Linked DNA regions of Homo sapiens: region 2 is linked to region 1. Evidence: read pairs that join two places in POLR2A ChIA-PET (ENCODE). Cell type or tissue: GM12878. All regions are shown on one strand. Links, peaks and the distances in the headings refer to the core of each region. The heading gives the core; the rest is flanking DNA. Region 1 overlaps TLK1 (tousled like kinase 1). Region 2 has its middle 68 kb from the start of TLK1.

What was found. Peaks named below come from ENCODE experiments on the same cell type or tissue, not always from the same donor. Only the 100,000 strongest peaks of a DNase experiment are listed, where the experiment ranks them.
Region 2: POLR2A ChIA-PET joins it to region 1 with 5 read pairs; 2 of 35 experiments call an interaction of 5 or more read pairs at or near these places.

Annotation. Positions count from the first base shown.
Region 1 is chr2:171,114,420-171,120,756 of GRCh38, forward strand. TLK1 (tousled like kinase 1) reads right to left here. Exons shown (of 21, transcript NM_012290.5): 2 at 3,320-3,438. Among named protein-coding and RNA genes, the nearest start is that of TLK1, 43 kb to the right of the region's middle. In GM12878, for the core only: no CTCF peak of the experiment used is centred there; no DNase peak of the experiment used is centred there.
Region 2 is chr2:171,225,873-171,232,209 of GRCh38, forward strand. It overlaps a transcript of TLK1 not described here. Among named protein-coding and RNA genes, the nearest start is that of TLK1, 68 kb to the left of the region's middle. In GM12878, for the core only: no CTCF peak of the experiment used is centred there; a DNase peak (open chromatin) is centred at 3,197.

The DNA.
Region 1 (6,337 bases), core at 767-4,766:
CAACCTTTCCAGACTGTTGTCAGAGGGAGACGTGACTTTGGAAGAATGGTCAAGGAGATGGGCTGTTGCTGGCTTTGAAACTGGAGGAATAGCCAAGCCAAAGAACACAGCAGCCTCTAGAAACTAAAAAAGGTGGCCTGGTGCAGTGGCTCACACCTGTATTCCAACACTTTGGGAGGCCGAGGTGGGCAAATCACCTGAGCCCAGGTGTTCAAGACCAGCCTGGGCAACAAGGTGAAACCTCTTCACTACTAAAAATACAAAAATTAGCCGGGCACGGTGGCACGCACCTGTACTGCCAGCTACTGGGGAGGCTAAGGTGGGAGCATCACCTGACCCCAGGAGGCAGAAGGTGCAGTGAGCCAAGATCATGCCACTGCACTCCAGCCTGAGTGACAGAGTGAGATCCTGTCTCAGAGGGAAAAAAAAAGAAGAAGAAAGAAACTAAAAAAGGCAAGGAAACTGATCCTCCCCTTGAGCCTCCAAAAAGGATTACAGTCCTATAAACACCATGGTTTTAGCCCATAAAACTAGTAACAGACTTCTAACCTACAAAACTATAATAAATTTGTGTTATCTTAAACTCCTAAGTTTACTTAGTTTGTTATGGAAACAATAGAAAAATACAGATTTAATAACCTAAAAGGATGGTGCAATAGTAAAATAAATCATCTTTCAGTTTTCTTCTTGCCTTCCATTATCTTTCAAGTACTGCATCATCTTTCATCTTGCTTCATCTTTTAAGAATTTCTTTCTTTTTTTTTTTTTTGAGACTGAGTTTCGCTCTTGTTGCCCAGGCTGGAGTGCAATGGCGCCATCTTGGCTCACCGCAACCTCCGTCTCCCAGGTTCAAGCAATTCTCCTGCCTCAGCCTCCCGAGTAGCTAGGATTACAGGCATGCACCACCATGCCTGGCTAATTTTTTTTTGTATTTTTAATAGAGACGGGGTTTCTCCATGTTGAGGCTGGTCTTGAACTCCTGACCTCAGGTGACCCGCCCACCTCGGCCTCCCAAAGTGCTGGGATTACAGGCGTGAGCAACCGTGCCCGGCCTTTTAAGAATATTTTTGAAAGACTAGAATACCATCTTCGTAGTCTAATGTTAGCTTTCACTGACTCCACCTAAGAATTCAAAAATTTTCATTTTCCACCCACGATGGCCAAGAGAAGAAAATGACAGAGGAATACATCTTACAATTATTAGATGAATCAGAAAATATAAACACCAACAGTTGCATGTCTAGACTCTGAAGCTGATGGTGGTGATATTGACTATATGTAAAATCTCACATAATCAGGTAACATAATGCTAGACGAATTTTCTCAAATTCAAGAATCAATGAATTGAACAATATATTTCTAAGGAAAAAAAGAAAACACAGTAAGGACTGCATCATATAATATTCTGCAACCATATTCTGGACCACCTCATTATGCTCAAAGGACACATCACAGTACTCTTTCATCTTTTATGTTTGTGAGCCAAAATTTACCTGATACAAAGAGATGTACAAGGTAATTCTTATTAAAATATCTAATAAAGTTGTTTTTCATAATACTTTTATTCATGTGTCTATAAATTAGTAGTAAAATAGCTTATAAATATAAAAATACAAAAAGGTCTATTTGACCCAAATGGTTAATGGTGATGCTTATTTCTGTTAAATACCAAGAGTTAGTCAAAACTTTGGAGATACAAACCGTAAGGCAAAAAACTGGTGAGACTGATTACAACAAATTTAGAGAGTTCAATGTGCTATGAATTCACACAACTCCAGTTCAACAGAGACCATGAACAAAGTAAGAGACATATGACAAAGTGGGAGAAGTTACTTACGATGTATGAAGTCAACAAGAAATCAACATGTAGAATATACATGAAACATGAGAAAATCAGTTCAAAAAAGAAAGTAATACTAATATAAAAACAGACAAAGAATTAAAATAATTTCTAAGACTCCCAACAACCTAACAAGCATACAAAGAAATGCTCAAAATAGGCCGACCGTGGTGGCTCACGCCTGTAATCCCAGCACTTTGGGAGGCCGAGGTGGGTGGATCACCTGAGGTCAGGAGTTCGAGACCAGCTGGCCAGCATGGTAAAACCCCGTCTCTACTAAAAATACAAAAATTAGCCAGGCATGGTGGTGAGCACCTGTAATCCCAGCTACTTGGGAGGCTGAGGCAGGAGAATCGCTTGAACCTGGGAGGCGGAGGTTGCAGTGAGCCAAGATCATGCCACTGCACTCCAGCCTGGGCGACAAAGTGAGACTCCCTCAAAAAAAAAAAAAAAAGAAGAAATGCTCAAAATAATTGATGGTACAAGTAAAACAAGAAGATATTTTATACTTAAATGAGGAATGTGGATGGTGTCAAGTGTTTCTGCGATATGGAAATACAGAAATACTCATGCACTCCGCTGAAAATGCAGATTAGTACAACTGTTCTGAATAGCAACCTTGTATTTATCCAATTTCAGTCTATACATACCCTATGATCTAGCAATTGTACTCTTGGGAAAACATCCTAAATAAATGGTCACAAAGGTCCATAAGAGCCCAAGTACATGAAAACTCATCACAGTTTGAGGTAGACAATCTGGGTCTATCACTGAAAGGCTGAACACAGCAATACCTAATCTTTTTGGCACCCAGGATCAGTTTCATGGAAGACAATTTTTCCATGAAAAAAGAGGGAAGGTGGAGGTTGGGTGGGGAATAGTTTAGAGATGAAACTGTTCTACCTCATATCAGGCATTAGATTCTCATAAGGAGTGCACAACCTGGATCCCTTGCATGTGCACAGTTCACAATAGAGTTCATGCTCCTATGAGAATCTAACGCTGCTGAATCAAACAGGTGGAGCTCAGGCAGTAATGCTCACTCTCCTGCCGCTCACCTCCTGCTGTGTGGCCGGTTACTAACAGGACTGGTACTGGTCCTTGGCCCAGGGGTTGAGGACTCCTGGCCTAAAAGATATACACTATTAAAGTTTTATGCAGCAGTTAGAAACTGTGGATTAGATGTACAGATAGGACCATGGATAATAAGGGCAGGAAGGATAAGAAACTACATAGTGGGAGACAGGCAGTACAATCTACCAAACTCCTTTTTATCCCTGAAACATATTATGCTGTATTATAATGCCCCTGAAATATGGTATACTACATTAAAAACGCATTTATGAACACTGATCTTATTCTACACATTATAAAAGTTACATTTGCTGTTAAGCACGTTATGTAGGAATCCTTTACATACTATTTTAGATCATTTAATAGAAAGAAAGACTGTCAAATAAAGATGAGAATTTTGCTCACTTTAGCTCCAACACTGCAACTGCCCGTACTTCCAGTGCTCCCACTTGCAACTCCAGTAAATCTAGCTTCCAATAACTCTTGCCTTCTTGGATCCAGACTATGAAGCTCATCCATTGCACCTATTAAGAAAAAAAAATATATATGTACACATATATATGTGTGTATACTTTATACTTACACACACAAATATATATATGTGATTAGTTAAGATGTTAAAAATTTAGGAATGAATGCTACAAGCAGACGAAATTGAGAGACTTTATTTTTAAATGTACACATCAACTTATCAAAACATCCTACAATGGATTTCCAACACTTTTGGCTGCAACTCACAGAAGAAATATATTTTCCATCTAATTTAGTACACAGTTACAAACATTCATATATTTAAAAGTTTCACAGAATACCAAATCTTACTGCAATGCAGTAGTAAGAGTCCTGTACAACATCTATTTTCTAGCCTATCCTAGTCCACTTAAAAAAGAGTGAGGTGACACTAGTAAATAGCAATTAAATTGATTTCATAAACCAACAATGGACCATGGGTCCATAGTTTAAAAAATACTACTCTCCTAATGTAATCTCCCTATTCTGAGCATACCCAGAATTGTAACTATGCGACATTACCACTTAATTATTTTGTTTATGTATATCTTATATAACTAACTACATTTTAAACTATAAAGAACTGTTTTATTATTGTCACAATCCTTAAGATTTTTTGTACGGTTGATAGTTTTAAGTTTCCATCAGGTAAATGAAACACAAACACGTTTACCACACACACAGATGACTGAAGTAACACTTACTAGTATTAAACCACCTTGAAAATTAAGGGGAAAAATTTAACACCCTGATGTTATTGTTATTATGCAGACTAAAGCACTCCAAATTCTAGATGAAGTTCAAACAAAAATTACTTTATCTATGTCTGCTAATTCTCTTCTAACAAAAACCCCAGAAGTGACATAAATGAATGGCTCTCAAAGGGAGCAGGTAAGGATATTACCAGAATCCAGAATGACTTGGGGAACATTTTTGAACTATACTAGCCCCTTCCACACATCCTGACATTCCTCTCCTAAAGGTTAACAACTACTCCTATAGATCTTATCTTTTGAAATTCCCTTTCTTACTTTTTATCCTCACCTGGACAGAGGACTAGATGGATGGTGGCCACTCTTTCATGCTTATTTGGATCCCTGTACCTGAAAATACACCTTCCTCTGTCTACTTCTTCTAGCTCAAAAAAAGAGGTAAATCCCTCTAAAAAGCTAAAGCCTTTAACACTTGCTTTTGACCTCACTCCTTCTTGACATCCAAGAAATCTTGTATTCACAAGTACCCTACCTCTCTGGCATCTACTCACTCCTTGTCTCCTTCTGCCCTCACTTATGTCTTTTTAGAAGTCTACCTTAGCCTCAATTTTACTGTACTACCATTTAATTCTTCCCTTAAACTGGTTTATAACCATATCATCCTTAGTATCATCAATGCTTCCATTTTTTCTCTTCCTGCTATTACATCAGAAACTGTATATTATTCCTTTATTGAGAGGAAAAACCAAAGCAAAAACATAAACAGTTCTAGTTTTCATAATTCAGCCACACCTGTTCCCCCCACCACCTTCTTGTTCTCTCTTAACTGCAAATATTCCCCATGGCCTTCTGTTTTCTTTTCAGATCTCCTTTGGCTTCAAACATGATTCTCAAATCACACACCTATTATATGCCAGGTCTGCCAAGTCTTAAGCCTGGCACTGAAACTTAAAATCTACTGAAGTTTTGCTTTATAAAAAACTATCAATCCTTCCCTGGCACAGGACTATTTTGAAAACATTAAATCACATTTTTAAAATAAGAATATGGTACTGGCATAAAGACAGACATATATATAGAGCAATGGGATAAAACAGGGAGACCAGAAAATAAACCCTCACGTGAAATGATTTTCAGTAAGAACACCAACACCATTTAGTGGAGAAAGATCAGTCTTTTCAACAAATGGTGCAGGGAAAACTGGATATCCACATGCAAATAAATTGAGTTGGATCCTTACTTTAACCATATAAAAAAATTAACTCAAAATGGATCAAATGCCTGAATATAAGACCTAAAACTTTCTAACTCTTAGAAGAAAACATATGGATAAAGCTTCATGGCACTGAATTTAGCAATGGTTTCTTTGATCTAACACCAAAAGCACAGGCAACTAAAGAAAAAATAGGGCCAGGTGCAGTGGCTCATGCCTGAAATCCCAGCACTTTGGGAGGCCAAGGCCGGCAGATCACTTGAGGTCAGCAGTTCGAGACTAGCCTGGCCAACATCTCTACTAAACGTCTCTACTAAAAATACAAAAAAATTAGCCGAGCGTGGTGGTGTGTGCCTGTAATCTCAGCTACTCAGGAGGCTGAGGCAAGAGAATCACCTGAACCCAGGAGGCAAAGGCTGCAGTGAATCGAGGTCGTACCACTGCACTCCAGCCTGGGCGACAGAGTGAGACTCCGTCAGAAAAAAAAAAAAAAAAAAAAAAAAGGAAGGAAGGAAAATAGGTAAGTTGGACTTCATCAAAATTAAAAACTTTTGTGCCTAAAAGGACACAATCAACAGAGTGAGACGGCAACCCACAGAATGGAAAAAATATCTGAAAATTATATATCTGATAAAGGATTGATATCCAGAATATATAAAGAACTTCTACAACTCAATAACAAAAAAAACCCAATTAAAAAATGGGCAAAAGACTGGAATACAAATTTTTCCAAAGAAGATATGCAAATGACCAATAAGCACATGAAAAGATGCTCAACATTAATCATGAGGGAAATGCAAATCAAAATCACGGTGAGACACCACTTCATACCCATTAGGATGGCTGTTATCAAAAACTAAAACCCCAAATATACAAGTGCTAGTGAGGATGTGGAGAAATTGGAATCCTTGTGCATCGCTGGTGGGAACATAAAATGGTGCGGCCACTGTGCAAAACAGTATAGCGGTTCCTCAAAAAATGAAACAC
Region 2 (6,337 bases), core at 1,094-5,093, 110 kb after region 1:
CTGAATGGAATTTAGAAACCAACATCTAGGTGTGCTTATTGTCATGGGCTGTAGTTGCTTCTAGGAACTATCAGTAGACAGAGCTAGATTTTCTGGTATTAGGTTTGTTTTTTTTTAAGCATCCTAAATTATAAATCGATATAATACTCTCTCACCACCCCCCTAATATTCTCCTGTGAGTATTAATGGATTTCCCCTGGTGGAGTCCCATGAACTAGAGCCCCAAGGAAACAAATTGCATGTTAATCTATGGAAAATGGTGAAACATGTAGTGAGAATGAGAAATAAGGCTTTATTGTAAACCACTGACATTCAGGGGCCTTTGTTACAACCACATAATCTAACCTATTCTGACTGTTATAGCATAAAGCACTGGTGTAGGTACAAATAGACATTTTAATATAAATAGCAAGTAGTATTAGGAAATTAAAATCTTGTTTGCCTTCACATAAATCAGTAAAGCATCAAAAGAGCAGAAGACCTATTAGAAATTTCAAACTGGCCAAATTTCCTAAAAGGCATCTGGTACTCTATCCTGACATAATAAGGGCCAGTCTCCACAAAACAGAGGCTGAAAACCCCATAAGAAACAGGGTAATGAGGGCCATGTTTTCCATATAAAACTCACTTCATGAGAATATGAGGACTCCATGTCACTGTACAGATTTATGAAGAAAACAGAATTCTTAATAGAGGCTTGGGCATCTGCTCCTATCATGGAGGGAAAGCACTTCCAGAAGCAAGTAGACAACATTTGCCTAGAACCTGCTATTATTACACTCTGTGCATATGGTAGCTAAAAACTCATTAGTTTTATAATTCTGGCTGAAGTTGGCAAGCCACCTCCAGAAATATTTCATACAAGCAAAGTGGCAGATGGCAATTTCCTTTGTTATAATAGGATGGTTAGGGTAGTGGTCATGCATACAAAAATCATCCAGCTAGAATGAAACTACTCTTATGTAAAATAATCAATTTATTTGCAGCTTCTGATAAGTTAATCTTCATGTAGTTGGCCTCATTTTTGTCATCCTAGAATACATTCTCAAACAGATTTACATAATTTTTTAAAATGGAATTAGAAAATAAATTTCAGTGGCTACCATGAGGTAGATACAAAATCATTTTGTAGCAGCAAAACAATCAGAGAATAGTCATTTTGTTTTAACTTTTCTCCTACAGCTGCAGTTCCTTCTGCAGGGACTGTTTGTTTAATGCCTCTCTGGCATACCATTCCCACCCTCTTTCTATTGGTAAAAGTGTCCCAATCAAGCTTTGAGACTCCCTACTACCCCTCCATGTAGTTGAGGTGGAGCTGACCCTTACCCCAGCCCCAAGCTCTAATGATAAATACATGACCCAGCCCTGGCTAATTTATCTCCTGACCTCATGATTGGTTCAGAGATGGGCATGTGACTCAACTTGGGCCAATGAGAAACTTCCTCCAGTTTTTTGCTGAAACTATTAAGAAAGAGATGATCTCTTTTCAGTGAATAGAATGAGAGCCTGGAGTTCCTTCTGGAATATTTGCTACAACTGCAGGAGAGCTTGTCTAACAATGCATCCATGCAGGAGAAAGCATGACCAAAAGCTTTCTGGTTTTGACTTATGTGTACCTGAGTCCAAATAATCTGGGAGTCACGATACCCCTGGGCTTTTTCATTTACATGAGTTAGTCATGAGTTAGTAAATCTCCTTTTTTTTTTTTTTTTTTTTTTTTTTTTTTGTTTAAGCCAGTTGGATTTCTTTCACTTGCAACTGTAAAAGTTCTGACTAATTCACTCCCCATTTTAGAACAGTCGAACAGCCAGAAAAATATTACAGCCCTCCCTTGTCTTACCTCTACAACTTAGTCAGTAAACCAGAAACACAACACAAATAAAATTTCTTTCCAGTATAGTACATTTTCCCAAAGAGTCTGAAAGCGCTTACAAATTTCAGAGAACAATACCCTGGAGTATATTAGACACCTTGGAAGAACACTGCTAACTCTTGTTAGTATAGTTAAAAATAGCACTGAAGGCCAGACGCGGTGGCTCACACCTGTAATCCCAGCACTTTGGAAAGCTGAGGCAGGTGGATCACTTGAGGTCAGGAGTTCAAGACCAACCTGGCCAACATGGAGAAACTCCATCTCTACTAAAAATACAAAAATTAGCCAGGTGTGGTGGCACACACCTGTTATCCCAGCTACTTGGGAGGCTGAGACAGGAGAATCACTTGAACCCAGGAGGCAGAGGTTGCAGTGAGCTGAGATTGTGCCACTGCACTCTAGCCTGGGTGACAGAGCAAGACTCCATCTCAAAAAATAAACAAATAAATAAAAGAACATTGACCTTTTCCTGAGAATAGGCTGTAGGCCAGGGACAAGGCATTTTGTAGATGTTACTGTATTTAATATTCACAACCTGTTAGGCATGCCTGTAATCCCAGCTACTCTGGAGTCTGAGGCAGGAGGATCACCTAAGGCTAGGAATTAGAGACCAGCCTGAGCAACACTGAAAGACCTCATCTCTGAAATAATTTTTTAAATCAGCTAAGCATGGTGCACACCTATAGCCCCAGTTACTTGGGAGGCTGAGGTGGGAGGACTGCTTGAGCCCAGGAGTTCGAGGCTGCAGTGAGCTATGGTTGTGCTACCGCACTCCAGCTTGGAAGACAGAGTAAGACCTTGTCTCTAAAAAAACCCAAAGATAAATAATATTTAGAACTCTTTTATTAAGTAGGTATTATTGTGGTCACTTTACAGATGGGAGAGTTGAGGTTCAGATTGATTAATTTTTCCCAAGTGATTCAGTTCAGTTGACAGCGTTTAAACTCATGTCCTTCTGGAGTTGTCTGTGTTGTTCTGAGCAACACTGACTGTCTCTTTTTTAGCCTATGTTATTAGATAATGGTTGTTTGAATCTGTGAAGGTAGCATTTTGTACTCTGGAGATATATTTTGCTAAGCTAGTGGTTGAACTGTAATTAAAAAAAAAATTCTGTGTTGCATGTAGGATAACCTTTCTGTCAATGCCTGCCTACTCAACTCTGCCAATTGGCCTCCCTGCTTAGGAGGTCCCAGCTGCATGGAACAGAATTGGGCATCTGACCTGGTCAAGCTAATTAGATTCATGCACTTGGGAATTTCCACTCAGTGGTAGATTCTTGAACTGAAAGGGCATATGCGTGTCCTATAAGACACACCTCTCCACCTCAGGGAACAATATGGTCTTACATCTTTTGTTTTCCAATATTTTACTCAAGTCGTCACATGTTCTTTTCCAGGACCTGCCCAGTGAGGCCTTCCCACTTAATTGTCCAAAACTCTCAGGGGCTTTCTTGGTGCAGAAGAATTGACCCTATCAAACCTCAAAAAGGAAGGAACTGGAAATCTCATGAGCTCACAGCAGTATGAGTCTGATCCCTGCCACACAGCCTCAACATTCAGTGCCAGTCTTGTGCAGGCTAATGGATATTTGCCTGTCTTCCTCAGCCCAGAGTCTAATGCTTGGCCTCCAAGATCAGAACTTTTTTGACTTGCATTCACATATTCAACTCAATGCCAGGAGAGCTGGGCCTCAGAGAATCCAACTGTTGCCATTTTGTGTTTAGTTCTAGCTGCCAGCTTAAACTCACTCTTCCCTCCGGGTGCCATCCCTTTTGGAAGCTGTGGTATCCTGTTCTGCCAGAGGACAGAACCACTTTGGTTGACCCTGATGAGCTACTGGACTTCAATTCTAAGGAAAAATGGACAGAATCTCTGTTCTTCAGTCCTAGGAAGTCCTTTCCTCAAGAGAAAGGGTGCAAACTTTGCATTTGCACAACTAAGTAGGAGCATTCAAGAGAGCCCTCTCATAAAAACAAATCCTTCCTCCTGGCTTAGGTATTGCCTCCGCCTAAGAACACAGACACCTCTCAATCAATTTTTAAAAATCGTACCTCACTAGGCATGCTGTGCCATCTTGGGTCATTGGCATGGCGAGTTAGCAGAGGAAGCTGATTGAAAGAAAGACTTTCTGATTTTGCACAAAGCTCCAGGTTCTACCATGCACAAGGCCTTGCTGTTCTTGCCCTTCCTTAGGTTCCACCCATGTTTGTAAGGTACTACCTCTGTTTAGTAGGAGTTCCCATTGCAAGTCAAATTTATATTCCAGAAAAATGCAAATTACAGTAAAAAAAAAAGACTAATAAAAAGTGATTACTTCCATAATTATTCATTTGAAAAGCTAATACTTATTTCCAGAGGCCCACCATCTAACTCTTTTTATCCATTAACTGCTACAAAATACATTAAATGACACTTCATTGCTTTGCACAAATAACAAAGAAATAATAAAAGACTTTGCAATTGAAGCCATCCTCACAGAGTTAACAAGAATCCTGGGCAGAAATATAGTTATAATTAAGCATTAGTCAGACTATACTTTGACCCACTTCCTTGCAACCAAAAGCTATGTAGCTCCAGATACTGCCCATTTGCATCCCTGCTGTCCCCAAAGATAAGATCTGTGACATTAGAGTCATAAGACTTTTAAGACTTGCTTAAGATGTTTTCCAAATTCCGAATTCCAGGGAAATAGCTGACACCACCCAGTTTGAAGGCCCCTATAGAGGAATGGAATCCGCAAGAGAATACAGTTTCTTCATCCCCCTGTCCCGACACCACCCTGCACTCTTCCACCAATCAACAATCTCCACACTTTGGACCACTCTAAAACCCCTAAACACCCTAGCCCCAGACTCCTCAGGGAGATAGATTTGAGATTTCCTCCCGTCTCCTTGTTCAACAGCTGTACAATTAAACTGCTTTCTTTTCTGCAACCTGGTGTCTTGGCGTATTGACCTGCCCCAATTCATCAGGCAACAGACCTACTACAGTTACATAATCATTCTGGAAAATGTTGATTCTGGGCTTGATGTCAGAACTTTTGAACATGCTATAGAGAACACCAAAAGCCAAGACGCTAGCAACTCTTTGGTAAATGGCCAGAGTTAGGCAAAGGAGAAAATGGAACAGAGAACTGACTTCAGTTTCCACTATCAAGTGTACCCGTATATCTGGAGCCAAAAGCAGCTGAGAGACATTAAAGGGCATTTTACTGAAGGTTTGCACCTGCAAACCTCTTCCTCGGGTATTTAAAATATGGAGAGAAATACAGAAAATACACACAAACCTCCCAGGTTTGACATATATTAACTTTTGTTACAGCAGCTCTAGGAAAGAAATACAATATTGCAAATTATCCCAAATTTGATGGCTTAAAAATAACAGAAATTTATTCTCTCACAGTTCTGATGCCAGAAGTCCAAAATCAAGATGTCACCGGGATTGGTTCTTCCTGGAGGCTCAGAGGGAGCCTAGGAGAAGCTAGGAGTCTGTTCTGTGCCTCTCTCCTAGCTTCTGGTGCTGCTGGCAGTCCTTGGCATTCCTCAGTGTGCCTTCTCCCTCTCTTCTCTTCTAGGACACTGATCATTGCATTGAGAGCCCGCCCTAACCCAGTATGATCTCATCTCAAAACCCTTAACTTGATTATATCTGCAAAGACCCTTTTTCCAAATAGGGTCATATTCGCAGGCTTTTGGTGGACATAGCTTTTGGAGGACCACCATTCCACCCACTACAAGTATTTACTTTAACCCTCACAAATAAACAGTGACAGATATTGAAATTCCCTCCTTAAGCCCCTCCCATCTACTTCCCTTCATCCCCAGATATAGTAACTATCCTCAGTGTCACTGTCATGTATGTTTCATACTTTTACTACCTCTATATCCACAAGGAACTTGTAGTTATTTTTATACAAATACCACCTTTATAAGATGAAAATATTTTTATAAATGATATCACCTTGTACATTTTCTTTTGCAACTTGTTTTTTAACTGATCTTTAATAGTTAAAGATTTTTCAGGCTGGGTGTGGTGGCTCACGCCTGTAATCCCAGCACTTTAGGAGGCCAAGGTGGGCGGATCACCTGAGGTCAGGAGTTTGAGACCAGCCTGACAACAGGGAGAAACCCTGTCTCTAGTGAAAATACAAAATTAGCTGGGCATGGTGGTACATACCTGTAATCCCAGCTACTTGGGAGGCTGAGGCAGGAGAATCACTTGAACCCGGGAGGTGGAGGTTGCGGTGAGCCGAGATGGTGCCATTGCCCTCCAGCCTGGGCAACAAGAGCAAGACTCCAAAAAAAAGGAAAAAAAAAAAAAGAAAAAAGATTTTTCTGTGCTGATACATATACCTCTGATTTATTTATTTTGACTATGGTATGAATATCCCATAATTTACTTATATGTTTCTTTATTGAAAGACATTTAGTGATTTATGATTTTGGATATTATAAACTTTCTGATT